Regions from separate parts of the Homo sapiens genome. Here regions 2 and 3 are each linked to region 1. Evidence: chromatin contacts called from ENCODE Hi-C or POLR2A ChIA-PET data. All regions are on one chromosome and are shown on one strand. The core of a region is the stretch at or near the end of the contact, and the rest is flanking DNA. Distances in the headings are between cores, read along the strand shown.

Region 1 (3,144 bases), core at 457-2,956:
GGAGTCTCACTCTGTAGCCCAAGCTAGAGTGCAACGGCACGATCTCAGGTCACTGCAACCTCCGCCTCCCGGGTTCAAGCAATTATCGTGCCTCAGCCTCCCAAGTAGCTGGGATTACAGGCATGCACCACCACACCCGGCTAATTTTGTATTTTTTTAGTGGAGACGGGGTTTCACCATGTTGGTCAGGCTGGTCTCGAACTCCTGATCTCAGGCGATCCACCCGCCTCGGCCTCCCAAAGTGCTGGGATTACAGGCGCGAGCCACCGCGCCCGGCCACGACTATTAATTATTAGACTTTCCCAATGGCTAAGAACTAAAACATGGTATCTTTCTGGCTTACCAATGTACTCCCAACACCTAGCTCAGTGCCTGGCACAGAGTAAGTGCTCAGTAAAAATTTATTTAATGAATCAAAGCCACAACTAGTTGAAAAATTGGAAAATGATCAAAATGGACGCACTAGCACCACACTTCTGCCCCTTTCACTGTGTAACGTAACAGTGAGGTTGAGGAAACAGACTACTAAAATACCACCAAGCATCCACCAGGCCAGGAATCTGTCTGTCCACATCCTCCGCACTCTGCCACACTGTGCACCACACTGCACCCGCGACAGAAGCACCCTACAGGCCCTCCATGAGCACAGGCCTGAACTCAAGTGGGCAAACCATAAGCCAAATACCGTCTTACTCCCCAAGTCCCATTCTTCTACTGCCAGTCCTATTCTAGACTAGTCCTGGATGCCAAACATGCTTCCCTGGGTGGGCCTGTGGACTTATTCCAATCCAGGACCTTTAATGCCACCTTTGGCCTACTCAAAAAATGGTTTAAAATCCCTAAACAGCTTCAATAATCCTGCAGTACTCAGGAGCAGGCATACCTAAGGTCATACGGACCCCTCCCCCTCACAAACGCTGATCCAAGGCCAGGAGGCCATCTGTCCAGCAGACGCTCTCCTGTCCTCCCTCAGGTCACACTGAGCCTCCCGCCAACCCCCTCGTTGGCAGGAAGAGCCCTTGCAGAGAGACAATTTTCACCCTGATCAACAGGCCTGGTCACCCCTGAGGACCCCAACTCTGGAGCTCTAGGAATACCTGTCTGCTCCGGGAGAAACCTTCCTCAGGGTCAGAACTTGGGCTCAGGGGAGGGGAGTACTGAGGAGCGCCAAAGAGGGTCGTTCCCCGAAGTGTCTGCCCTGTGACGGCGACAGCTCTTCGGGCGGCGGGGACGGTCGGGCTGACAGGCCGTCCCAGAGGGAGAAAGTGGCACCGTTATCCGTGCCCGGGCTGGGGGCCGCCGGCTATCGCCGAGGGCGGCCGCACGTCCCGCCCAGCGCGGAGGACAGCAGCGTGCCCGGCCTGCCAAGGAGCGGCGGTCGCAGCGGCGGTCGCAGCGGCGGAAGGGGCCGGCGCCCGACGGCCGGGGGCGGGGTGGGGTGGCGGCCCGGGCCCGCCAGGCGGCGGTCGGGGGAAGTGGCTGCCGCCTCTGGCGGCGGCCAGGGTCCGCCAGGCTGCAGGGCCGGGCCCCGGCTCGGGCTCGGACTCGGTCCCGGCTGCGATCCTCCCGGGCCCAGGCTGGGGCTGCCCCGGCCCGCAGGCCCCGCTCGGCCCGGCCCGCGGGGGGCGCTTACCTGGCGGCGGCGGCGGCGACTGCAGGCCAGAGTCTCGGCCGCGCGCGTCCCCAGCGCCGGCTGCGGGAGCCACAACATGGCGACGGCGATGGCGGGCGGGGCTGCGGCTCCGGGGGCGGAGCGGGGGCGGGAGCCGGCCTGGCGGCGGGACCTGGCTGGGGCTGCCGCGGCGGGGGATTGGGGGGGGGGGGGGGCAGGCGGAAGGCGACTCGGACCTGGGCACCGGCCCAGGACGGTGCGGTGGAGGGGCTGCCCCGGCCTGGGCCCGGCCTCCCGCCTCCCGCCTCCCGCCCGAGGCGGGCTGCGCGGCGCAGGCCCGGCGACGGCGACGACGGCGGCGGCGGGTAGGGCGGGGCGGGACGCGACGGGACGGGGCGGGGCGGGGACGGCGCCGCTCAGGGCTGGACCCCCGACCCCGGCCGGCCCCCGCCCGGCTCCAGTCCCCGCCACCCGTGCTAGGCACCCTGTGCGGTCGGGCAGGCAGCCGCTGCCAGCGACCTGGGCCTCTTGTCCTCTGACGCGCCTCGGGGCAGGGGCAGGGGCCGAGGCCGCCCACTAGAGGAACAGGATCTGCCTACGCAGCTGTCTCGCCCGGCAAAGAGCGCCCAGGACCCGGGACTGCGTCCTCTTCACTGAGACCTGGCGCATAGGGGGCCTAGTCGAGGCTGTTAAGTGAAAGCAAGCAGGGGTGGCGTGGGCCTGGCGCTCAGGTGCGCCCTAAATGTTTGGTCATAGCTGGCTACAAGGACATTCGCGCAGGCTTGGAGGTGCGGGGCAGCCTGACGTGTTGCCTCTGGGGTAACCGAGGGACGCGCGGCAAACAGAGATGGAGGACTGGCAACGGGTGCCTCGAAGAGGTAGACTGGGAGATCTCTCAGGGTTACTGGGGAAACGATGACTGTGCAGGGTGAGAACTCAGTGAGTCTGGCAGAAGGCTGGGAGGGTGACCGGCAGGACCTTCCAAGAACCCGGCGTACCTGGAAACTGGGTCCGCAGCATTAGGGCGGCAGCAAGGTCAGGGTGTGGGAACACGGAGATGAGGCCCTGGTGACTAGGAGTGAGCACACACTGCTAACCATGGAGAAATTCCTTCTCCAGGAAGGAGATGCAAATGTGCAAGATGGCTGGAACTAACATGCAGCCGGAGCCTGCTGTGCACCAGGCACAGAACTGAGTTGAAGAGCTTGTCTAAAGAGTATGTTAGCCAATGAAGCAATGGAGTTAATAAAGGGTGATGATTTCAAATGTTTGGCAGTGAGAGAGAGAAAAGTAGGCCTGGAGCTCAAGAAGTACCAAGAGTAAAGGAGAAAGTTGGGTCCTACTGTGGAAGCTGAGGCAAAAGCATCCCTTAAGCCGAGAAGTTTGAGTTCAGCCTGGGCAACATAGCGAGACCCTCCCTCTCTGCAAAAGAGTAAAGGGAAAAGTTGATTGTTTTTTGTTTTTTTTTTTTGTCTTTGGAGACGGAGTTTCGGTCTCGCAGCCCAGGCTGTAGTGCAATTGCGTGGTCTCGG
Region 2 (3,144 bases), core at 243-2,742, 630 kb before region 1:
AAGCCACACAAACCAAATTAAGTGTAATATGTGCACCCAAACTTGACAAAACTTGTACTTAATGCAGCCTGCAAATCCCCAAGAGTCCACGACAGAATACAAGAATAGTAACAATGATTTATCTCAACTGATCTTAGCTTCTTCACAAACTTGCCAATAATGACCTTTCAAGAACTGCACCGTTTGTCCTCATCTGCGCAATCCAACAGTTCAGAAAAACTGAAGAAAATGCTTCTTCTAAAAATAAAACACTTGTTGTGGGGGGGACTACTAACAAAAAAAAAGGCACACTGGTTTTTACTGTACTGAAGCAATAAACTCTCCAAATAACTTCATTAAGGAGTGTCATTAGCAAAGAATGAACACCAAAATACCGCTCAATCCAATTTTCATTGTGAATTCCGGGATCTAGAAAATTAAATGGGACGGTATCACTCTGCTATAAGAACTATTTCCAAAACAAAACAAACCTATCTACCCCCTTTCTTGATTTTTTTTTAAAAAGTTTTAGGGTTTTTCCTTTTTTCAACTTCACATACTTCGTGGCTTTGCAAAAAAAAAAAAAAAAAAAAAGCAGTAAACCGTATTTACCAAAAAAAAAAAAAAAAGTTTTGTTTGGTATCAAAGTATAGCTGCAAGCTGAGCCGGCTGGCTGCACGGGTCCCAGAGCGCGTGGGGACCGCACGGGTCTCCTGGGCCGCTCGCCTGCGACCCGCGCGGGTCAGCTGGGCCGCACCCCCGAGAAGCCGCGGAGAGGCACCGACAGGCAGGCGCGGCCCGACGTGTTTACCGTCCGCGTCGACCCCGGGGAGCCGCTCCCTCGCGCCCGCAGCACTTGTTCACGGCGCGGACTCCACGGCGGGGACTCCACACCGCGGCCGCCCGCCCCAGGGGAGGAGTGAGCCCGCCCCGGCGGCGCCGACCCGGGGACCCGGGGCAAGGATTCGGGGCCTCGCTGGGGGCGGAGCGCCTGAGGTAGCATCGGCGGCCGGGCGCGCCCCCCACCCGGAAAGCGGCGACGGCCTCTAAGTTGGGCTGCGGAGTGGGAGGCGCGCCGAGCCCCAAGCAGACAATGCGGGAGAAGGGCGATGCGCAGGGAGGAGGGGTCCGCAGACCTGAGGTCCCGGCGCCGCCCGGCGACCCGTCTGTCCAGCCCGCCCCCGAAACCCCCGCAGCCCCCGCCCCTCCTCCGGGGCCCGCCCCACCGAGCAACCGCAGGGGACTGGCCGCGCTCCGCGCCCCGACCCACAAATCACAAAACTTCCCCCAACTCCGCCAACTAAGTTGCGCTCTCACCGTGCGGCTCCCGGGGCTCCCCCGCGGGCCGAGCTGGGACAACTCTTCACCTTCGCCGCGGAGAAAGACAATAGGCGGCCGCTCCCCCGGAGGCGGCTAAAGCGGCGGCGACCGAGGCGAGCAATGGGCACGGCAGTCTCGGCAGAGCACAGGCGCTTCACCGCGGCTGCTCGGGCTCCGCGCTGGCCCTGCACACAGCTCCAGTCCGCGCATGCGCCGAAAGACGCTCGGGAGGGTGGGCGGGGCACGCGGGAAGGCGGTAACGCCTGCGAGTCCTCCCGTGAGTACACGCGGAGCAAGAACTGCGAGCTGGGATTGCACGGCAGAACTGCCCATCTCGCTGCATGAGACCAATAGTAAGGCTCCTGGACGGGGCACTCAGGTTGCTAAGGGAGGCTGAGGTTGACCGCCGCTGCTGCTCGGCGGCAAAGTGATCAAAGTAGGGTGGCTGGCAGAGGCTGCTCTGGGAAATGCCCACCCACGGTCTCCTCTCCGCCCTGTCTCCAGAAACCGCCCTTCCTCTGTGTACTGGTGGTTACCTGAGCTGCAGCACTTAACCACACATCGTGAAATGATTTACTCCTCTATTTCCCCCACTTCAACTCAGGAAGTGGGGTTTAGTCTTCTGTGTCCACAGCCTAGGACCGTCTAAGGTATTAGGTATTAAATATAGGTATTAAACAAGTGTTGGATGGATGCACGGCGCTATGGCGGAATCACAATTGTGACAGTGCATTCCGTGAACTTCTGGCTACTCGATCACCACAAAGTCATTCCGTGTTCGAGCTGCAAAGGACCTCAAAAATCATCTGGTTGCTTTGGGAAACAAAATGTGGTCCGTGTACCAATGGTGCCGGTAACCACCGGCCCACAGAGGAAGGGCGGTTTCTGGAGACAGGGCGGAGAATATATTAGTTGGTACACGAAGAAACTTCTTTTTTCAAATAGTTAAGTGTTTTTAGTGCGCATTAGGAGGGAAATGCCTATCACGTCAAACCACTGTTTCATTAATGTTATTTCTTAGGTCAAATAAAAAGTGGCAAAAAACGAAAGCACTTCAAGAAAAGTGTTAAGTAAAAAACTGAGACAATTTATATGCAGTTGAAGAACGTGTAAAACTAGTTGATAGTGATTGAAGTAAGAACAGCGGTTAGGTAGGAGGAGAAGATTATTGGCTGGGAAGGAGGAGGAGGGAACCCTCTGGGGTGCTGGTTCTGTATTTTGACCTGGGTGATAGATAACAAAAGTATATACATGAATAAAAAATACATCCAGTGCACTTTAGTGCACTTTGCACATTTTAAACATGTATTTTTAATGTCAGTTTTCAAAAATCTGGTACAGGATATTACCCCCCCGCCCCCAAAAGAAAAGCAAAGATGCAAATGACTGCCATTTGGGAAACACTGATCCAGGCGGCTCACTAGCAGTGACCAAACACCTGAGAAAGGGTATTGTGAATACCTGATGTGTGTGCCAGGAACTTCCATTGTTGAATAGCTCCAAATCTCAGAAATGCTCCTAATGTTGAGCTCTGGTGCTCACATATATTTTCTCTTTTTTTCTTTTTTCTTTTTTTTTTTTTTTTTTTTTTTGAGGCAGAGTTTCACTCTTGTTGCCCAGGCTGGAGTGCAATGGTGCAATCTCAGCTCACTGTAACCTCCACCTCCAGGGTTCAAGCGATTCTCCTGCCTCAGCCTCCCAAGTAGCTGGGATTACAGGTACCCACCACCACACCCGGCTAATTTTTTTATTTTTAGTAGAGACAGTGTTTCACCATGTTGGCCAGGCTGGTCTCAAACTCCTGACCTCAGGTGCTCCACCCACCTCGGCCTCCCAAATTGCCGG
Region 3 (3,144 bases), core at 335-2,834, 580 kb before region 1:
GACAGAGAGAGACTCTGTCTCAAACAAACAAACAAAAAAGAAATCCTAAAAGTATACAAGGAACAAATGGTGGTTACCTGTGTTTGTGGCAAGGAGACAGATGGGGGAAACTGACAATCCGGGGGTCAGCAGACAGGAGACTTTGTATTGTATACCTTTCTACAGTTTTGATTTTTTTTTTTTTTTGAGCCAGAGTCATGCTCTGTCACCCAGGCTGGAATGCAGTGGCATGATCTTGGTTCACTGCAACCTCTACCTCCTGGGCTCAAAAGATTCTCCTACCTCAGCCTCCCCAGTAGCTGGGATTATAGGCACATGCCACCACGCCGGGCTGATTTTTGTATTTTTAATGGAGATGGGGTTTCACCATGTCGGTCACGCTGGTCTCAAACTCCTGACCTCAGGTGATCTGCCCACCTTGGCCTGCCAAAGTGCTGGGATTACAGGCATGAGCCCCCGCGCCTGGCCCCCTTTCTACGGTTTTGATTTTTGAATCATATGACTATATTACCTGATTACAAGCCAAATCAAACAAACAAGCATCATAGCTCTGTCATTGTTACCAGCTGACCCTGGCAAGTTACTTAACCTCTTCCAGTCCTACTTTCCACATTAGAGAAATGGGGATATTTATATTTGCCCCACCGGGCTGTGAGGTCACTGAACATCACTAACAATGGAACGTAGAAAGCACTAAACACAGAGCGGGGCGGGGTAGGGGGAATGGGTGCTCCCAAAGGGTGGGTCATACCCCTTCCCTATAGCAATGCCAGCATCTCTCAGGTGTTGTGTGTGATTGTCATGTGTTGGCTCACATTTCTCAAGAAGCACTTCAGGAGCCACTTTCTGCTGCTTGCCTTGTTGTGAATCTGTCCGAGTCCTCACCCCAGTTAAAAATGTCCAGTGACCTTAAGAGTTCAAGCACCTCTGAACACTCCTCTGGTAGGTGGGGCAAGCCTCTAGAAACTTCTGCTTCACTTTTCTGCTTGATTGATTTCTCCCCACTCAGCTCCCCCTGCAGAGTCAACTCCCACTCACCCTCCCGGGGAGCAGTCCCCGCCTCAGGTACCTCACTGTGACAGAAGCCGGCTCACTGAACACTGAACATTTGGACAGTATTTGGGTCCATTCTGTCTCCATCTCGCTCGATTGCCCTCTCTCTGAATCGGTTCTCTGGGCTTCAGAATCCTAGTGAAGTCAGAGGACAGTTGCCTCTCATCAGAGAACCAAAACCTTCTGCCCCCAGGCAGTGTCCCTTAGGAGGCCACTTGGCACATCCAGCTCTCCCTTGGTAACTTAGAGGCCCCGGGGTGCTCTAACTTCCAGGCTGGCATGTGATCTCCTGCAGGCCTGTGTAGAGAGCCCTCAGCGGGGCGGGAGGATGTGAGGAAAGAACAGAGTGTTCCAGGCAGAACAAAGCCAGCTGCAAATTTGCTCAGGCCCTTTCGTTTCTTCCTTGAAGGGACCAAGTGCAGCCTCTAGCGGCTGCTTCCGGACATGGTCATGGGAGTCAGACCTGTGGGACTTGTGGGACTTGTTCACCTTAAACTGGGCCACAGCTCCGGAGCCTGAGGAGGCAGCAGGACTTGCTGACATGGTTCTTTGAAAACCTTCACCAGGCAGAGTTGTGGTCTGTTCCGCAGGCCAGTGCATGAGTCAGACTGAACCTGTACCCCACGCAGCTCAGGTCCAGGGTTCAGGACCAGGCTGATTTCTGCAGTGAGCTCAGCTTCCTAACCCACAAGGGCGTGCAGAACTCCCCCTTGCTCCTTCCTGTAGCTGCGCCCTCGGCCCTACCCTCCTCCCCAGCAGATCTGTTCCCCACCTCGATTGTCATGGGCTGTCTGCAGCGATGGCAGGGGTTTGCAGCTGTTAGTGGCTGCTTTCCTTGAAGTTCTTCTTTGCACAGATCCTGAGACTTGATATTTGTTGAATGAACAACATCAATCCAATTTGAGTAGGTTGAAAGCAGACCTGAAGTTGAACCGGACCCATTCGCCTTAACTTATTTTCTAGGTTATTTAAAAACGTATATCAACTCCTCTTACAAATTTTGGTATTGTGGAATGCTATGTTGGAAATACTAATCAAATAGATCTCTCTTCTTTCATGGAACACCAGTATAAATTCTCTGTTCCCTAATGAAAACAAACAAACCCCCCAAACAAAAGCACCAAACACTTGAGCTCTCATAGGGTACATGAAACTATTTCAGGGGTTAGGCACGGCATTTCCTCTAACTCAAGGTGAATCCCTTTAGGGCACTCAAAGGGCTGCAGCACAGCATTTACTTTTTTCCACATATTCCTTCAAATTTCTGTTTTCTGTATTACCAGCTACCATCCACAGAGAGTCATAAATCCCCTGGAGGAGTCGTATGTGATCCCACGTGATTAACTTTGCATCTGTTTTGCAGCTGTTCACTCTGCAGTTTTATTTTGCCTTTTGGAAACCTCAGAGCAGTGCTTCTCAAATGTTAACGTGCATACGATGAATCACGTGGGCATCTTGTTAAAATGCAGAGTTTTGAGTCGAGGGTCTGGGGAGGGCTGAGATTGTGCACTTCTAAGGAGATGCCAGGTGGTGCTAATTCTGCTGCACTGGACACCACACTTAGAGTGGCGAGGTCACTAAATAATAGGAGCAAAAGGATCGTGAGAACACCGACATCAGTGAGAAGGAGGCTGGCTGCAGAGACCATGGTAGGAGGAGTTTTCCTTGGTGATTCTGCTCTTCTCTCCGCGCCCTTTCACTTTCCCTTTCCTTGTAAATATCCTTTACTGTGGTCTTTCTTTGATTAAAGAGAAACTGTGTGAGCAGAGCCAAAGGCCACGTTCATCTATGGGTAGCATCTATGCTTCTTCAGGTCGTCTGGGCTGGAAGAAAACAAAAAAGTTCTGCAGCCAGAGATAACTGAAACCAGTGAGACTTCTGCAGCTCGTGTGTGCGCACCCAGAAACAGACCCAAAGCCAGCAGTTTCAGTTCCCTCAACTTAATTTTACTAATGTGATAGAGAGGCAGCAAACATCTGCAAGGAACCAGAAATCCTTCCTTTACGTGTGCTGTAATCTAAAACAGTTTCTCAACCGTGGTGCCGCTGACATCTTGGGCTGCCTAACAGTTTGCTGACCAGGAGGCCGAGT

The links. Hi-C counts contacts between places; a loop is a spot of excess contacts on that map. ChIA-PET counts read pairs that join two places held with the same protein, here RNA polymerase II (POLR2A). Pooled maps may share reads with other maps.
Region 2: a loop to region 1 is called in a pooled map, with 7 times the contacts of the local background. The contact joins the promoter of AKAP13 here to the promoter of ZNF592 in region 1. A Hi-C loop is called at or near these places in 2 of 37 single-sample maps with no recorded cell type and 6 of 50 pooled maps. POLR2A ChIA-PET finds 5 or more read pairs at or near these places in 3 of 52 experiments (activated CD4-positive, alpha-beta T cell, activated T-cell and naive thymus-derived CD8-positive, alpha-beta T cell).
Region 3: a pooled map shows a loop between it and region 1 (2.7-fold over the local background). The contact joins the enhancer-like site here to the promoter of ZNF592 in region 1. A Hi-C loop is called at or near these places in 1 of 37 single-sample maps with no recorded cell type and 2 of 50 pooled maps. POLR2A ChIA-PET finds 5 or more read pairs at or near these places in 2 of 52 experiments (AG04450 and OCI-LY7).

The regions. Positions count from the first base shown.
Region 1 is chr15:84,747,154-84,750,297 of GRCh38, reverse strand. It overlaps ZNF592 (zinc finger protein 592), which reads right to left and starts at 1,706. Exons shown (of 11, transcript NM_014630.3): 1 at 1,634-1,706. RefSeq lists enhancers at 735-814, 1,343-2,182, 2,255-2,554 and silencers at 1,215-1,704, 1,765-2,184.
Region 2 is chr15:85,378,951-85,382,094 of GRCh38, reverse strand. AKAP13 (A-kinase anchoring protein 13) reads right to left here and starts at 1,492. Exons shown (of 37, transcript NM_007200.5): 1 at 1,297-1,492. It overlaps MIR7706 (microRNA 7706), which reads right to left and starts at 1,499; the gene lies at 1,433-1,499. RefSeq lists silencers at 788-955, 612-1,181, 1,562-1,641.
Region 3 is chr15:85,329,636-85,332,779 of GRCh38, reverse strand. No RefSeq gene overlaps it. Among named protein-coding and RNA genes, the nearest start is that of MIR7706, 49 kb to the left of the region's middle. RefSeq lists enhancers at 1,081-1,390, 1,481-1,560, 2,243-2,412, 2,614-2,943, 3,004-3,144. Within about 2 kb of position 1,584, at least 32 of the 41 ENCODE cell types and tissues checked have a DNase peak (open chromatin) inside an H3K27ac peak, as active enhancers do; they include OCI-LY7, where a contact is called at or near this core.